Regions from separate parts of the Homo sapiens genome. Here region 2 is linked to region 1. The links are chromatin loops, found by intact Hi-C in ENCODE. Cell type or tissue: heart left ventricle. All regions are shown on one strand. Each heading gives the region's core, and the rest is flanking DNA. Links, peaks and the distances in the headings are about the cores only. Region 1 overlaps COG6 (component of oligomeric golgi complex 6). Region 2 has its middle 240 kb from the start of LINC00332.

Region 1 (4,000 bases), core at 1-4,000:
AAAAGTAGGAAAATCAAGCCAAGGTGGGAAGACTTAACTTTTTAGGTTTCAGTATATTCACTATACTAGGTTTCGGTATATTTCAGTATACATATTTGCAGTCTAAAACATGATGCTCTACTGTTTTACGTAAAGCCATAACAGTTCTCAAAAACTGATTATAATTAGAACTCTGCAAATCCAAGGCTGGGTGCGGTGGTTCACACCTGCAATCCTAGCACTTTAGGAGGCCGAGGAAGGTGGTCACTGGAGCCCAGGAGTTTGAGACCAGCCTGGGCAAAATAATGAAACCCTTTCTCATTATTAAAAAAAAAAAATAGCCAGGCATGGTGGTGCATGCCTATAGTCCCAGCTACTCGGAAGGCTGAGGTAGGGGGATCACTTGAGCCCGTGAGGTTCAGGCTGCAGTTAGCAGTGACTGCTCCACTATACTCCAGCCTGAGCCACAGAGCAAGACCCTGTCTCAGAAAAAATAAAAGAATTCTGCAATCCCAAAATTGACATTTTTCTCTTCTACATTAAAAAAGTCTTCTTTACACATACTATCACAATCTATCACCAAAATTTGCTCCAAAAATTGCTATCCATCTTTAAAAGCTTATTTTGACTCCAATATTAGACATAACAGATGTTCCTTAAATTTACTGACCAAACACATATACAAGCAAATACCTTTTTAAAAAACATGTATTAAGAAGTCACCTATTATAATTGAAAAGGCATGGAAAGGCTTTCTAAGGTGAAGGAACTGGTAGGGAAGGAAAGCTTTTAACTGGGGAATAGGACAATTTGGGATTCAATTTATAAAAATGGCCTGGAGCTCTCTGGAGTGCCCATTTCTTTGACTTGACTCAGCCTTGTTTTCCATTATCACCACCATTCCTGACATCCATCCCTCAATTGAAAGTTCTTTCCATTTTAAAAGTATAAAGAAAAACAAAATATATTTTAGCAGTCTTGATGTCAGCAGATTCTAGACTAACTTTTAAATCTCTAAACAGTATTCTACCATACTAAATTTTAAGAATTATGTCAATAACCTATATATAAACAAAAATTACCAAAACTTCCCAAGATACCCAAAATAATTAATATCTTAGGCTACATAGCTTTCTTTCATATGCTGTTAATTGGATGAAAAATCCACATTTTGGTAAACATGTGAAAGACGGTTTATTTCCAAATCAAAGAGAAAGTCTGTAGAACTGGCAAATAGCTATAAATATTTAGGAATATGAACCTTTTTTGAGGACTGTTTACTATTAACCAGACTATGGTTCTTTGTGGGTTTGTCTTCCATTAAAAAGAAATGGTTTTGAGATTCCCTGTGGTGACATACTACAGAAAAGGGGAAGTGCAATATCCAGCTAAGTTTTGCTAAATTGCATAATTGCCTTGCATTTACTATTTTTTAAACAAATTAGAACCAAAATGCTCATTGCTATTTTTTCCCTCATGCTCTTAAATTATTAATCCATTTAGTGTGAAGAATGCCTTCTTTTAAATGATCACCTGATTCTCTGAAATAATGAACTTATGACTGCTTATCACAGCATAAAATTCACAAACGTTTAACTTTTTAAGTATATATAGCTAATCCTCATTCCCAAGACCCTACTAACTATATTAAAAATAAACAGCATAATTTGTTTCTAGGACTGTCCACTGGGACGACAGCTGTAACAGAATCCAGTGAATCTTAAAATCCAGTGTATTTTAAATAGGGGGTAAATTACCAAGCCTGGCAAACACTGGAATTTCATCTGTTCAATACTATAAAATATCAATAAACATTAATATTAATGTCAATCCTCCTATAGAACAAATATAATTTAAAGCAAAAACAGCATAAGCCACGTGAACCTTCAATATCTTTAGACATGAAACATCCTTCCCAGAGACAGAAGAAAAAGTCTTTGACCAAAATCAGACATTCTTCCAACAATAATCAAAAATCAAAATGGAGCTTTTTCAGAGTGAATGTTCAAATTATGTAAATATTCTCAAATACCTCAAGTTAAAATTAAAAGTCTCATTTTAAAAATTGTGTTTAGCTACAGTTAAAGAAATTCTGGTCAAAAAGCAAATTAAAAGAAGAAAAATTTTTATCAAAAAGCAAATTAAAAGATAATAGTAAAGAAGTGCCTCTTTGAAACACAACAAATACATAAAGAAGGAAGAAAAATCAGCATTGTATGTATTACTACATTTTAAAATAACTTATATTCTAAAGGCTTACCAAAGAAAATAAATTATCAAATTTTTTCACTTCATTTATAATTGTACATGATTTATTATTAAAAGTCAATAATGCATTAGCATTCCAGTTATACACCACATAAGAAACACTGAGTATGGCAACTTTCCCCACGGATTTCAATAATTGACATTTTTCTTGTATATAATACTTACATTATTTGAGACACAATAATGGACAGTGAAACTTTTATACATTACTTATTAAGTTCATATAGTGCCATCTGGTGGTTAACATGATACATTATTAAGTTTTCCCTAAATGTAAGGAAACTACCACTTTGAAAATAATTACTTAATGAAAGGCCAATTTTCTCTTTTTTAGCATTCATCTTGTTCTAATCATCTGGTCTTAAAAACTTACTTTCCTACTCAACTTCTAAATGTGTCTTAAAATCTTCCAAATTGGCCAGGCGCGGTGGCTCACGCCTGTAATCCCAGCACTTTGGGAGGCCGAGGCGGGTGGATCACGAGGTCAGGAGATCGAGACCATCCTGGCTAACACGGTGAAACCCCGTCTCTACTAAAAAATACAAAAAATTAGCCGGGCGAGGTGGCGGGCGCCTGTAGTCCCAGCTACTCGGGAGGCTGAGGCAGGAGAATGGCGTGAACCCCAGGGGGCGGAGCCTGCAGTGAGCCGAGATTGCGTCACTGCACTCCAGCCTGGGCGACAGCTAGACTCCGTCTCAAAAAAAAAAAAAAAAAAAAAAAAATCTTCCAAATTGCCATTACTGCCCCCTGCTTCTTAGCATATGCCCTTCACAGATAAACCTTCTTTGCCTATTATAGTTCCATTCTTTATCTTTCAAGCTTTTTCCCAGATTGCCATGTAGCCCTCAGATACATCCCTCCTTAGTTGAAAACTTTCTAGTCATCTCCTCTCAAAATAAAAATAATATCTAAAATTTAGTGATGTACCAAGCATTACACTAAGTGCCTTAAGTGAACAATCTAACTTAATCTTCACATCAACCCTGTAAAATAGGCACTATTATTATCCTCATTTTACAGCTAAGGAAACAAGCTTATAAAGGTACACGGACTTCTCAAAGAAATTTGACTCAAGAACCCACCTTATAGCCATTTAATATTGCTCCTTTCCAAGTTTTGATAAAGAACTATAACTCAGTGAAAATTTATTTGCATGGCAGAAGTCAGCTGTTGAAAACAAACAAAGGTGCCCAAAACACAGAAAGGCTTTTTTTTTTTAATACATAAAAGATTAACCTTGTGAATAAATATTAATCTGTAGACAATGCAACAGCTGTTAAAATCAAACGCCAAATGTTTTAAGTGCTAAAAGACTCATAATTAATGTCAATATGTTAAAGTGAAAAAGTTGGGAAAGAAATTTTAAAGCAGGAATAAACTGTTAAGCTGCTGATCAATGGTAAACATTAACTTATCTTATGTATATGCACAACATTCAGGGCTATTATGATCCAGCTGTTGCTCCTAATTCAATAGCCAGTGCAAGCTTTTACAATTAATTTCCCAAAGGTGCATTATCTCTCAATGTATATCTTTGCATTACTGTTCCCTCAACCTGCAAACTGTTCTTCCTTTACTTCTAGGAAAATGCCTATTCAGCCTTCAGAACTCACTTTATACCTAATTCCTTAGGAAACTTTCACTGATGCTCATCTCTTTCCCCTACACCAGAATACTTGAGCCACACAGCATCTGGCACATGACTTCTAGACTATCAATTAGTGTATTCAATTAAAATGCGTTTGTTTATCTC
Region 2 (13,060 bases), core at 5,517-9,516, 260 kb before region 1:
ATATTCCTTTGGGTATATGCCCAATAATGGGATTGCTGGGTCGTATGGTAGTTCTTAAGTTCTTTGAGAAATCACCACACTGCTTTCCACAATGGCTGGACTAACTTACATTCCCACTAGCAGTGTTTAAGTGTTAACTATTTCTCTGCAACATTGCCAGCATCTGTTATTTTTTGTCTTTTTAATAATAGCCATTCTGACTGGTGTGACTTGATATCTCATTGTGGTTTTGATTTGCATTTTTCTAACGATTTGTGATGCTGAGCATTTTTCATATGCTTGTTGACCACTTGTATGTCTTCTTTTGAAAAGTGTCTGTTCATGTCCTTTGCCCCCTGTTTAATGGGGTTGTTTATTTTTTGCTTGTTACTTTGTTTAATTCCTTATAGATTCTGGATATTAGACCTATGTAAGATGCATAGTTGGCAAGTATTTTCTCCCATTCTATGGGTTATCTGTTTCCTCTGTTGATAGTTTCTTTTGCTGTGTGGAAGCTCCTTAGTTTGATTAGGTCCATTTATCAATTTTTGTTTTTGTTGCACTTGCTTTTGGCATCTTTATCATGAAATCTTTGCCCGAGCCTATGTCTGGAATGGTATTTTCCAGGTTATCTTTCAGGGTTTTTATAGTTTTAAGTTTTAAATGTCTTTAATTCATCTTGAGCTGTTTTTTGTGTATGGTGTAAGGAAGAGGTCCAGTTTCAGTCGTCTGCGTATGGTTGGTCAGTTATTCCAGCACCATTTATCGCATAGCGAGTCCTTTTCACATTGCTTGTTTTTGTTGACTTTGTTAAAGATCAGATGGTTGTAGGTGTGTGCTTTTATTTCTGGACTCTATTCTGTTCCATTGGTCTATGTGTCTGTCTTTGTACCAGTATCATATTGTTTCAGTTACTGTAGCCTGAGTATAGTTTAAAGTTGGGTAACACGATGCCCCCAGCTTTGTTCTTTTTGCTTAGAATTGCCTTGGGTATTCGGGCTCTTTTTTGGTTTCATATGAAAATAGTTTTTCCCTATGAAATAGTTTTCCATATTAAAAACTATTTTCATATGGAACCAAACTTATTAAAATAGTTTTTCTAATCCTGTGAATAATGTCATTGGTAGTTTGAAAGGAATAGCATTGAATCTGTAAATTGCTTCAGGTAGTATGGCCATTTTAACAGTATTGATTATTCCTGTGTATGAACATGGAATGTTTTTCCATTTGTGTCATCTCTGATTTCTTTGAACAATGTTTTGTAATTTTTGTTGTAGAGATTTTTCACCTCCCTGGTTAGCTGTCTCCTAGGCACTTTATTCTTTCTGTGGCTATTGTGAATGGAATTGTGTTCTTGATTTGACTCTCAGTTTGAATGTTGTTGATGTGTAGAAACACTACTGATTTGTAAACACTGATTTTGTACCCTGAAACTTTATTGAAGTTATTGATCAGATATAGGAGCTTTTGGGTAGAGACTATGAGGTTTTTCTAGGTATAAAATCATATTGTCTGCAAACAGAGATAATTGGACTTTCTTCCTGTTTGGATGTCTTTTATTTCTTTCTCTTGCCTGATTCCTCTGCCTAGAACTTCCAGTACTATGTTGAATAGGGAAGGTGAGAGAAAGCATCCATGTCTTGATTTGATTCTCAAGGAGAATGCTGCCAAGTTTTTCCCATTCAGTATAATGTTGGCTGTGGGTTTGTCATAGATGGTTCTTATTATTTTGAGGTATATTCCTTCAATGCCTAGTTTGTTAAGGTCTTTTTTAACATAAAGAGATGCTCAATTTTACTGAAAGCCTTTTCTGCATCTATTGAGTTGATCATGTGGTTTTTGTCTATAGTTCTGTTCATGTGATGAATCACATTTATTGATTTGCATATGTTGAATCAACTTTGCTTCCCAGGGATAAAGCCTAATTCATTGTGATGAATTAGCATTTTCCTATGTTGCTGGGTTCAGTCTGCTAGTATTTTGTTAAGGATTTTTGCATCTATGTTTCTCAAGGATATTGGCCTGAAGTTTTCTGTTTTAAACTCTCTTTTATTGTTGTGTCTCTGCCAGGTTTGGGTAACAGGGTGATGCTGGCCTTATAGAATGAATTAGAGAAGAGCCCCTCCACCTGAATTTTTGGGAATAGTTTCAGCAGGAATGGTACCAGCTCTTCTGAATAAGAAATAACCCATATCAGGTAAGTTTGGGTAGATATCTGGTAGAATTCAGCTGTGAATCTATTTGGTCCTGGGCTTTTATTTGTTGGTAGGCTTTTCGTTACTGATTCAATTTCAGAACTCATTATTGGCCTCTTCAGAGATTTAATTTCTTCCTGGTCAACCTTGGGAAGTTGTGTTTCCAGGAATTTTTCCATTTCTTCTAGATTTTCTGGGTTGTGTGCATAGAGGTGTCAGAATGGTCTCTGAGGGGTTTTTGCATTTCTGTGAGGTCGGAGGTAATGTCCCCTTTGTTATTTCTGATTGTGTTTATTTGGATCATCTCTCTTTTTCTCTTTATTAGTATAGCTAGTGATCTACCAGCCTTATATATTCTTTCAAAAAAACCAACTCCTGAATTCATTGATCTTTTGTATAGTTTCTCACATCTCAATTTCCTTCAGTTTAGCTCTCATTTGGGTTATTTCTTGTCCTTTGCTACCTTTGGGATTGGTTTGCTCTGTTTTTTCTAGTTCCTCTTGGTGTGATGTTGGGTTGTTAATTTGAGATCTTTCTAACTTTTTTTGATGTGAGTGTTCAGTGATGTAAACTTCTCTCTTAACACTGCTTCAGCTCTGTTCCAGGGATCCTGGAATGTTGTATCTTTATTCTCATTAACTTAAAATAATTTCTTGATTTCCATCTTAATTTCATTGTTTACCCAAAAGTCATTCAGTAGCAGGTTGTTTAATTTTTATATAACCGTATGGTTTTGAGAAATTTTCTTAGTATTGGTTTTTATTTTTATTGTGCTGTGGTTCAAGAGTGTGTTTGGTGTGATTCTGGTTCTTTGAATTTGCTGAGGATTGTTTAATGGCCGATTGTGTGGTCAATTTTAGAGTATGCGTTATGGGCAGACAAGAAAAATGTATATTCTATTGTTTTTAGGTGGAGAGTTCTCCAGATGTCTGTTAGGCCCATTCTGTCAAATGTCAAGTTCAGGTCCCAACTATCTTTGTTAGTTTTCTGCCTCAGTGATCTGTCTAATACTCTCAGTGGGGTGCTGAAATCTCCCACTATTATTGTGTGGTTATCTAAGTCTCTTCATAGGTCTCTAAGAACTTGCTTTATGAATCTGGGTGCTCCTGTGTTGGGTGAATACATATTTAGTATATTTAGGTCTTCTTGTTGAATTGAACCCTTAGCCATTATGTAATGCCCTTCTTTGTCTTTTTTCTTTTTTTTATCATTGTGGGTTTAAAGTCTGTTTTATCTGAAATTAAGATAGCATCCCCTGCTTTTTTTCCTGTTTTCTTTTCTTGGTAGATTTTCCTCCCTCCCTTTACTTTGAGCCTATGGGTGTCATTGCATGTGAGGTGGGCCTATAAAAGATAGCATACACTTGAGTCTTGCTTCTTTATCCAACTTGCCATTCTGTGCCTTTTAATTGGAAGCATTTACCCTGTTTACATTCAAAGTTAATATTGATATATGTAGGTTTGGTCCTGTCATCATGTCATTAGCTGGTTATTCCGCAGACTTGATTGTGTGGTGGATTTATAGTGTTAATGTTCTATGTACTTCAGTGTGTTTTTGTGGTGGCCACTAATGGTCTTTCCATATTTAACACTCCCTTAAGGAACTCTCTTGAAGCAAATCTGGTGTTCCCTTAGCATTTGCTTGTCTGAAAGGGTTCTAATTTCTTCTCTGCTTATGAAGTTTAGTTTGGCCAGATATGAAATTCTTGGTTGCAATTTCTTTTCTTTAAAAATGCTGATGGTAGGCCCCCAATCTCTTCTGATTTGTAGGGTTTCTGCTGAAAGGTCCACTGCTAGCTTGATGGGGTTCCTTTTGTAGGTAGCCTACTCCTTCTCTCTACCTGCCTTTAATATTTTTTCTTTCATTTTGACCTTGGAGAATCTGTTGACTGTAAGTCTTAGGGATGATCTTCTTTTATAGTATCTCATAGGGGTTCTCTGTATTTCCTGAATTTGAAAATTGGCCTTTCTAGACAGGTTGGAGACATTTTCATGGATGATATCGTCACATAAATTTTTCAAGTTGCTTGCTTTGTCTCCCTCTCTGTTAGGGATGCCAGTGAGTCATAGATTTGGCCTCTTTACATAATCCCATATTTTTTGGAGGTTTCATTTATTCTTCTTTATTGTTTATTCTTTATTTTTGTCTGACTGAGTTATTTTGGAGAACCAGTCTTTGAGCTCTGAGATTCTTTCCTCAGCTTGGTTGATTCTTCTATTAATACTTGCAATTGTATTATGAAGATCTTGAAGTGAGTTTTTTTCTGATCGAGCAGATCAGTTTGGTTCTTTCTTAAAATGGCCATTTTGTCTTTTATTTCCTGTATTGTTTTACTGTATTCCTTAAATTCCTTGGATTGGGTTTTGACTTTCTCCTGAATGTCGATGATCTTTATTCCTATCCATATTCTGAATTCTACTTCTGTCATTTCCGCCATTTCAGCCTAGTTAAGAACCATTGCTTGGGGACTGATGTGGTTGTTTAAAGGAAAAAAGAGACTGGCTTTTTGAGTTGCCAGAGTTATTGCACTGGTTCTTTCTCATTTGTGTGGGCTGATGTTCCTTCAGTCTTTGATGTAGCTGTCCTTCAGATGATTTTTTTTTAATTTTATCTTCCTGGATGCCCTTGGGGGTTTGATGGTGGTATCAGTCAATGGGGTTCATTTCTGGAAAATTTTAGGGGGCCAAGGCTCAGCTCAGCACTCCAGTTCTGCATACTCTAACTCTGAAGGGCTGGTACTGGGAACCTGGTTTTGGTCTCTGGCCCCTTAAGGTTAGGAACCTGCTGCACTGGAGGGGCTGAGATATTCCCAGTTCACTGGTCACAACACTCTCATGGGTGGTGCTGGCCAAAGCACTTCGCTGGGGCAATAGCAGTGGGATCTGTGCTTGCTTGTGTGTGCCAGCAGCTGTAGCAGTGCCACAGGGTGCATGCATGTCGGCTGGGGCAGGGTCCTGGCAGAAATGGGGCTGCTGCATTCCTGCATGTGTTCAGGCTGGCAGCAGGACACAAGTGGGGGCAGGGTTGCCAATGTCCCTGCTTGAACTTGTGCCGGCAGTAGCCGGGGTGGGGCCCTGGTGGGCAGAGAGGTGGGTGGGGTTGCCAGCATAGCAACTGAGTATTATTGAATAAAGGACTATGTAGGGTTTAAATAAGATGAAAAAGTATATTTGTTGTGCTCACCTTCACTACATTTTATTTTCTTTGTATTAAGCCTCATTACCACTTTTGAACAAACTTGTAGTGTGTGCTTTTTTGAGATGTACTCAGGTTGGAAGGTGGGTACAAAAGGGGGGTGTGATATTTCAACAGGTTTTTGTTTAAAAAACCCTAAATGAGAGGCAAAATTAGTTTTTCTCTGGTTTCAAAACAGGGACAATGTAGAGTTCAGGCAAAAAGCAATGCTATTGAATAGTTGCTCTTGCATTCATGGTGGGGTTGATCTTTGTCAGATCTATTAGAACTTGTACATTCATAAGGGATGTCCTCTTTATCACTGGGGACTCTGTTTGCATTTGAAGTGTAGATTTTTTTTGAAGTCATTCCTTGAAACTGCAGCTGAAAGATGCACACAGTTCTCTTGTATGTTTTCTAAAATGAAGCCTAATTCATTGTCAAATGTCAATCCCACCTGCCTGAATGTGAAATAAATATTTACATTTTTGTCATATTAGTTGTGGAATAAAGGATTCCTCAGCTTTGGTTGGCGGGTGGAGAAAGCTTGGTTTCTTCACTTTGGAAAGGTTAGAGTGATGAGGGAAAGGGAAGAAGAGCCCTGTAGGATGGCTGTGGCAGTGCCTTTGAAATCAAAGGTGGACACTCCACTGTGGACATCAGGGGCTGATATGGAGAAGAGGGGTGGTGAGGTGGCACAAGGAGGCCAGAGCCATATTCTGAAAGCAGCATCTTGAATACTGGTACCATCAGCTCCTACCACCTTGACAGTCCAAGGAATACTCACATTAATGCCCCAGAAATTAGAATTATAACTTACTTTATTACTTCACACAATTTCTTACACTTTATTTGTTTTGATTTTTGGCCTTGGCCAAAACTTTTGGGAAGCCTTGGTTTTAACAGTTTACATTATTCACCTATCTTCAGCAAATTACATTAAAAATATTGAAAAGTAGTGAATTTCTGCCTTCTGAAAGAGAAGGAAGATTTCCACTGTGTTGCTCTGAAAATGGAGGTGAAGCACAACACGCTTATCTGTCTGACACATGCCAAGCAGTGACAGGTGATGTTACCAGAAGGGTCAGATGTGTTTGCCTCGAAAGAGACAGGTCCCACAAGCAGCAGTATTTTGTGAAAGCTCATTTTCCCAGTCTCTAAATGCTAAATGGTCGAACACTTATATTCTAGGGAAAAAAAAAAGATAAATGCATGTGTAAGAATTTTTATGTCTGTGTCTTTTTATCTGTATCCAGGTTTGACGTTAGTCATTTGTTCTGATTCACACAGAAACTCTGGGGCAACTGTGGGATGCATTTAATGTGCTCGGCATCGAGTTTAATCTGGAATGCAGAATTTTTTTACGGTGCAATTTTGGACAGGTTCATCAGGCATGAGGTTTATGTATGAGAAAAGGGAACTGTGGCAATGCGAAAACAGAAATGAGTATGGCCACATGAGCATCCAGGGGATATGGCTGTCTTTCAGCAGTACCTAGAGAAATGAAGGCTTCAACTGAAAGAGCCTTGACAATTTCATTAGGGGAAAGTTGTCCTTACCATTATTATCATCATCATCACCATTATCAAACTGTTAGTGAGCTCCTGCAATGAAACCCTACCCCAGTCCAGGGACCTATGTGAAAGGTCTCTGTGAATTGGCTCAAGCTTCCTCTCAGGAATTCTCAGTGTGTCTGGCCCTTCCACTTCCTCCCTCACCCTCCACCAAGTTCCTTTCTCGCCCTAGCAAATGGCATAACACAGTACTGTCTTACAGACGTATAATGTGAGTCACAAAATATGCTATTTTAAATTTCTTTTAAAGAAATCAAATGAAAGAGGTGATATTAATTTTAATAATATATTTTACTTAAGCCAATATATTCAAAATGTCATGATTTCAAAATGTAATCAATATTTAAAATATTGAGATATTTTACATTCTTCTCTTTCACTCCAACCCTTGATAATATGTGATACAGTGTGTATTTTGCACTTAGAGCACAGCCCAGTTTGGACTGGACACATTTCAAATGTTCAATAACAGCACGTGGCTCGTGGCTACATATTGGGCAGCACAGATAGAACTGCTCCAAGCGCCATCCTCTGAATGACTCATACATTGTCTGTAGACGCTCCACCAACATTTACATTCCCAAGATTACTCCTCTGAGGTCTTGGGAGACCCATCAATTCCCCAATCAACTCCATGGCTCTGAGCTGCTGGACGGCTTAGCACCACCTTTCTCAGCTCCGCCTCTAGAGGGCAGCCCCGAAAGGCGTCTCTGTGAGCCCTCTAGTGACTGCTGTCAGAATGGACAGGACTTTACAAATAACTCCTATGGAACTTTAAAAACCAATCCCATTAAAGTACCATTACAGGATCACAGCTCTAAGGGATTCTTTTAGCCATTGCCTATAGTAGGACACCGGCCCATAAACTTGCCCTGCAGGCAGCCGTGATCCGTGGAGATCCCTTCAGAGGTACTGCAATAGAGAGTTCATCACCCCTTTATGCCATCAGCAGAATTCAGCTGTCTGGGAAGCTGCTAAGCAGTGTGCTTCTCTTCATTTGCCCCCATGGCCCTCAGGACATAGCCTGCTCAGAACCCATTTCACCCCTTTCTGCTGCCTCTGAGAGTCCCAACTTTGATCCAGCACCCATCTCTCCTCACAGAGGTCGTGGGCCCCAGAGGAACTGCCCAACCCCAGGACTGGGATGTCTTGGGACATCCCACCCTCCTTGACACTGATTGGTCAAGATGGCAGGACTGGCCCAATCAATGCATGGGCCTCGAGAATCTGGCTTAATTAGATGCTAGAGGAAGTTTGACGAGAGCTTCTGGGCAAGACATTTCCCTTCTCTTAAGAGTAAGTATGGGAAGCGACGGCTATTTTCTCTTCCTGTGGACATTACGGTATGTGGATGTGAAGTCAGAAACTACTGTAGCCACCCCTCCACAGGGGGAAGCTGCATGGGATGAAGCTGACACACAAATATGACAGCAGCCAGGGCAACTGTAGAAATAGAGTTGGAACCACGGGATTAAACTGACTCTGAAGTCCACCTTTTTGTATTTTCAGTTACATATTCAGTAAATTTCCTATTGTTTAAGCAGCCTGTGCAGTGGTCTGTGACTTGTAGTAGGACTCTCCCTAGTGGAAACAAACTTCAACACAAACCGAATTCCAGAAACTTCCCTGCATAATCTACAGCTCCTGATAGCAGGGGAGCAAGTGAAACTTCTTGGAATTATTTGTGTGCAAATGTATGTATTTATTTGGAGCAGGGGCTAATATCTGATACCCCTAAAGTTAGGATGGATGCGTTGGTTATATACCAAACTGGGCAGCCTAAGGCGAGTAAAACAGAGCATCTGTTCACTTGCTGCAGGATGGAGACACAGATTCCGTTTGATATTTAATGAGAAACATTCTAAAAATGGAGAAATCCTAGCACCCTACAGACTGAGTTTTCCATTAGAAATGGAGGAAATAGTAACATTGAAATACATCTTTGGGAACCTTTCTGTCAAAAGAACTTTCTCTGGCCCCCTTGATTCAGGGGATGTGACCAATTTTGTTCTGCTGCTGATGACAAAGATGATGGGACAAAGCCACAATCTACCTCGCAGTAGGCCAGTAGTCCTCCCAACTCCAGGGACACACGCTCCATCCTTTCTTCCCTGCCAGCTGCTTCAAAACCTCGCATGTGCAAGGAGAGGAGCTGGGTTCAGCACAGACTCACTTCTGTGACTTGCCAAGCAGTCTGGCCCTGACCTTGTGAGAATTGTCTCCTCTCCCCGGGATTCGTTTGGCTTAACAAAAGCTGGGCCCACTGCAGCTCCCTTTATTTCTTGATGGGTCCCTTTTTGCCTGTCCTAAGAGGATTGTTTTCTTTATTTCCTGTGATCTGCAAGGCCCTAGCTTTAACCTCCCTTTCTCACTGATCAGAGACCTCTCCTATTACATTTTGTAGGAGCATTTAAACCATTCAGTGCTAATTAATGCCAGTCTGCATAACCTCTCACCTCTCCATCTTGATCTTTTTTAATACCACTTTTAATTCAGACGAAGGCTCTCATCTTTGCCAATATTGCCTCTTTCTAAATATCAATTTAATTGAATCTCTAGCCTGTGGCATCTTCCTTTCCTAGCAGTTTGTCTAGGAAAGGCAGTATACCACAGAGGTTATGAGTCTGGTACTCTTGGCCACAACTCTTGCCTTTTAATACTGGCTGTGCCACTTACAAATGACTCCTAAGGAACTTTAAAAACCAATTCCTGTGCTTTAGCTGTGCTTTAGCTGTGGTAAAGCTCTAAGGGATTCTTTTAGCCATTGCCTATAGTAGGACACAGGCCCATAAACTTGCCCTGCAGGCAGCCATGAGCCGTGGTGATCCCTTCAGAGGTATTGCAATAGATAGGGGGATCTTGGGGATGTAAACCTAGTTGGTTTCCTTATCTAACCTACTGAGATAATATTTCCGACACCATGAGAATCAAAGTAATTGACACATGTAAAGTATTTAAAACGGTAAGTGCATTAAATGTTAAAACATAATCTGTCACATAATAGGCACTCAATAAATGTGATTCCTATGAAGCCTATCTCATAAAGAACTTAATATGTTGCTTCTCATATCATAAAATCTCAATAACTATTAGCTGTTATTTTACGGTTATTACCATGCCATTCCTCTTGACTACTTTTATCAAAGGTCAATGGGGGAGTTGGAAAGAGAATAGAACAGATCAGTAACCACACAGATCTGGGTTCAAGCATTATCTCTGTGACTTACAGGTGTGTGACCTTTGTGGAGTCATTTATATACTCTCACAGTTCTCTCACACGGAGAATGAGATTAAGAACATCTAACTGGAAGATTTTGGAGAAATACTCATGGTAAAACACATGGCACTTGGTAGGTGTTCAGAATGATTATCATCATTAAGACCTTCCTGGCGAGAACTTCTGATAAAACAACTCAGTGGAGGAGTATGCTATATTATTGACTAATACGTAGTTTGAACTGTCAACTGATTTTATTTATCTGAGGCAATGCTATCAACACATCGATGGAGACAACTGCATAAATATCCATTTTTGTAGAATTTCTCTTGTAATAAAGTTATATCTTTTTATTTTTACTTCGTATCCAAAATTTCAACATTGGAAACCCCTGTTTGTAAAAAGAAAAAGACACACATATGTAGATGTAAGTATGTCTAACAATCAGCTGAAGATGTACAATGCCAAATACAAATGGTAATGACAGGCTGAACACAGGGTCTATCAGCCACAAATTGACTCAATTTACTGATTAGTCACATATTTCCACTTGGAGCTATTGTTTAGTTCTATAGGTATTATGGAGAAGACCCCATCACCCTCACCGCCACACGCAGACACAAACATACATAATGTGTTGAGTGTAGTCTGATTCTTCAGTTTGTGCATTCAAATTATCTCCCTTTGGCAGATGTGTCTTGAGCACCAACTGTGCTCACTAGCTGCAGAATGGCACCTCTTACAGATCACCTCCATGAAAGGATGGGGTGATTTATTGCACTTGCCCCCTTTTTTTTGAGATGGAGTCTTGTTCTGTTGCCAGGCTGGAGTGCAGTGGCACGATCTCAGCTCACTGCAACCTCTGCCTCCCGGGTTCAAAAGATTCTCCTGCCTCAGCCTCCCGAGTAGCTAGGACTACAGGCGTGCACCAGCACACCTGGCTAATTTTTGTATTTTTTGTAGAGATGGGGTTTCACCATGTTGGCCAGGATGGTCTCGATCTCTTGACCTCATGATCCACCTGCCTCGGCCTCCCAAACTGTTGGGATTAAAAGTGTGAGCCACCGCGCCCGGCCCACTTGCCCCCTCTTTGAACAAGAACCATGTAGTCACTGCAGAGAAATGGGGTGAGCTTAGAGACATAAAAGAATTCAAATAACTTTATCTTGCATGTCAAAGTACTTTTTATTTTCAGAGCTTGTCTAGTCTTTGCAAAGCTATGCAAATTATAAAGCAATTCATTATGGTTAAGAAAAGAGTTTTTCCCAAAGAGCTGCAAATACTCACCAGTGACACAAAGTAAACAAAGACCCAAAGATGGAACCAAAAGATAGTTCTTGTCTTTAGAGGAAGAATATCCAAGATGCATTGGACAGAACAAATAATACCCTAGTGTGTTAAACCATTTGAAGGGGAGCTTGATAACTTTTTCCTCAAAGTTTTTTTGAAGAGGTCTTTTAATTTAAAAGTCCTTTATCACATAAGACAAGAATGAATGAGATATATTCTGCTTCCCTGGAACATTCTGTAAATTGACAGTGAGGGAGAAACTGACCCAGTGGTATTTGTGGGCTAGACAAATGTTCCAATTGTTATTTTCCGATGTTTGAATTTTTCTAAACCAAAACCACGTTTTATCCTAAGCTCTTTCCCCCTGGATTTTGGAGTCATGTGTATTTGGGGGGAAATTGAATCCATATGTGTTTAATCTATTTATACTTAAATCATTAATGTGCTGTTTTGTAAGATTATTTATGTGACCAAGAAACCCTCTGACCATCTTTAGAACTCTGCTTGTCACACCACAGAAGTCCTCATTCTGTGAAGAGGTCACATTTGCCCATAGGCCCTATAATCTGACCTTATTATAAATTCATAAACCAGATCCCTGGGACCATTCTTATTTAATGGGTTGGTATCACATGATTTCCCAATTTCAGAAAAGGAAATAAGCTTATAAATGCGCTACCCCGAAAAAGAAGAAAGAAAGAACAAAGACTCTAAAAACCACTTATGTTTTTTTTTTACTATTTGGATGAGATAACAGTAGATTAAGAATAAAAATATGCCCTACAGACACAAATTGGAAGGATAATTGAAAGCATGAGACAGATCCAAAATAGTGCTTGAGATTATCAGTAATCTGGAAGGATGGGAAGGAAAAATAAATCCTACCTGGTGGGCCCCATAACAGACTATACACCTAAAAGACTTGTTCTTACAGGTTTCTTGAGTAATAGTTTTAAAAATCACACGGCTCATGCCTGTAATCCCAGCACTTTGGGAGGCCAAGGCGGGCAGATCACAAGGTCAGGAGATCGAGACCATCCTGGCTAAAACGGTGAAATCGTCTCTACTAAAAATACAAAAAATTAGCCGGGCATGGTGGTGGGTGCCTGTAGTCCCAGCTACTTGGGAGGCTGAGGCAGGAGAATGGTATGAACCCGGGAGGCGGAGCTTGCAGTGAGCTGAGATCTCGCCACTGCACTCCAGCCGGGGTGACAGAGTGAGACTCCGTCTCAAAAAAAAAAATAAAATAAAAAATAACTGAAGAGGGAGAGAAACCTAGGCAGGTTATTATGCCACACTGGATGGTGTTTTATGCAGGGCTGATGCAAATAACAAATAACAATCGTTGAGTTAACGTATCCTGCAAAGACTTGCTAGAGCTTCCCCTTGGAATCTCTACTGGACACAAACAATAGGAATCCATGGCCTTGACCATGGCAAGGCAAAAGAAGGTTTCAGGGGTAAGCTGATATTTTGAATATCCCAGTTCAAAGAATCAATAGATTCTTCAAGCAGAACTAAGTCCAATTACAACTCTAACCTACCACAATATAAAAAATAAAGTCAACTCTAATGGTTGCACACTTTATGCCTAGAGAATTTTGTAACAGCTATTGTAAAAAACACCAAGT

Evidence for each region. Peaks named below come from ENCODE experiments on the same cell type or tissue, not always from the same donor. Only the 100,000 strongest peaks of a DNase experiment are listed, where the experiment ranks them.
Region 2: a loop joins it to region 1, with 4 times the contacts of the local background. A loop is called at or near these places in 23 of 110 quality-filtered maps.

Annotation. Positions count from the first base shown.
Region 1 is chr13:39,683,213-39,687,212 of GRCh38, reverse strand. All of the region lies in intron 8 of COG6 (component of oligomeric golgi complex 6), which reads right to left. Among named protein-coding and RNA genes, the nearest start is that of MIR4305, 21 kb to the right of the region's middle. In heart left ventricle, for the core only: a CTCF peak has its summit at 2,494 (motif pointing left); no DNase peak of the experiment used is centred there.
Region 2 is chr13:39,937,531-39,950,590 of GRCh38, reverse strand. No RefSeq gene overlaps it. Among named protein-coding and RNA genes, the nearest start is that of LINC00332, 240 kb to the left of the region's middle. In heart left ventricle, for the core only: CTCF peaks have their summits at 7,429 and 7,628 (motif pointing right); a DNase peak (open chromatin) is centred at 7,690.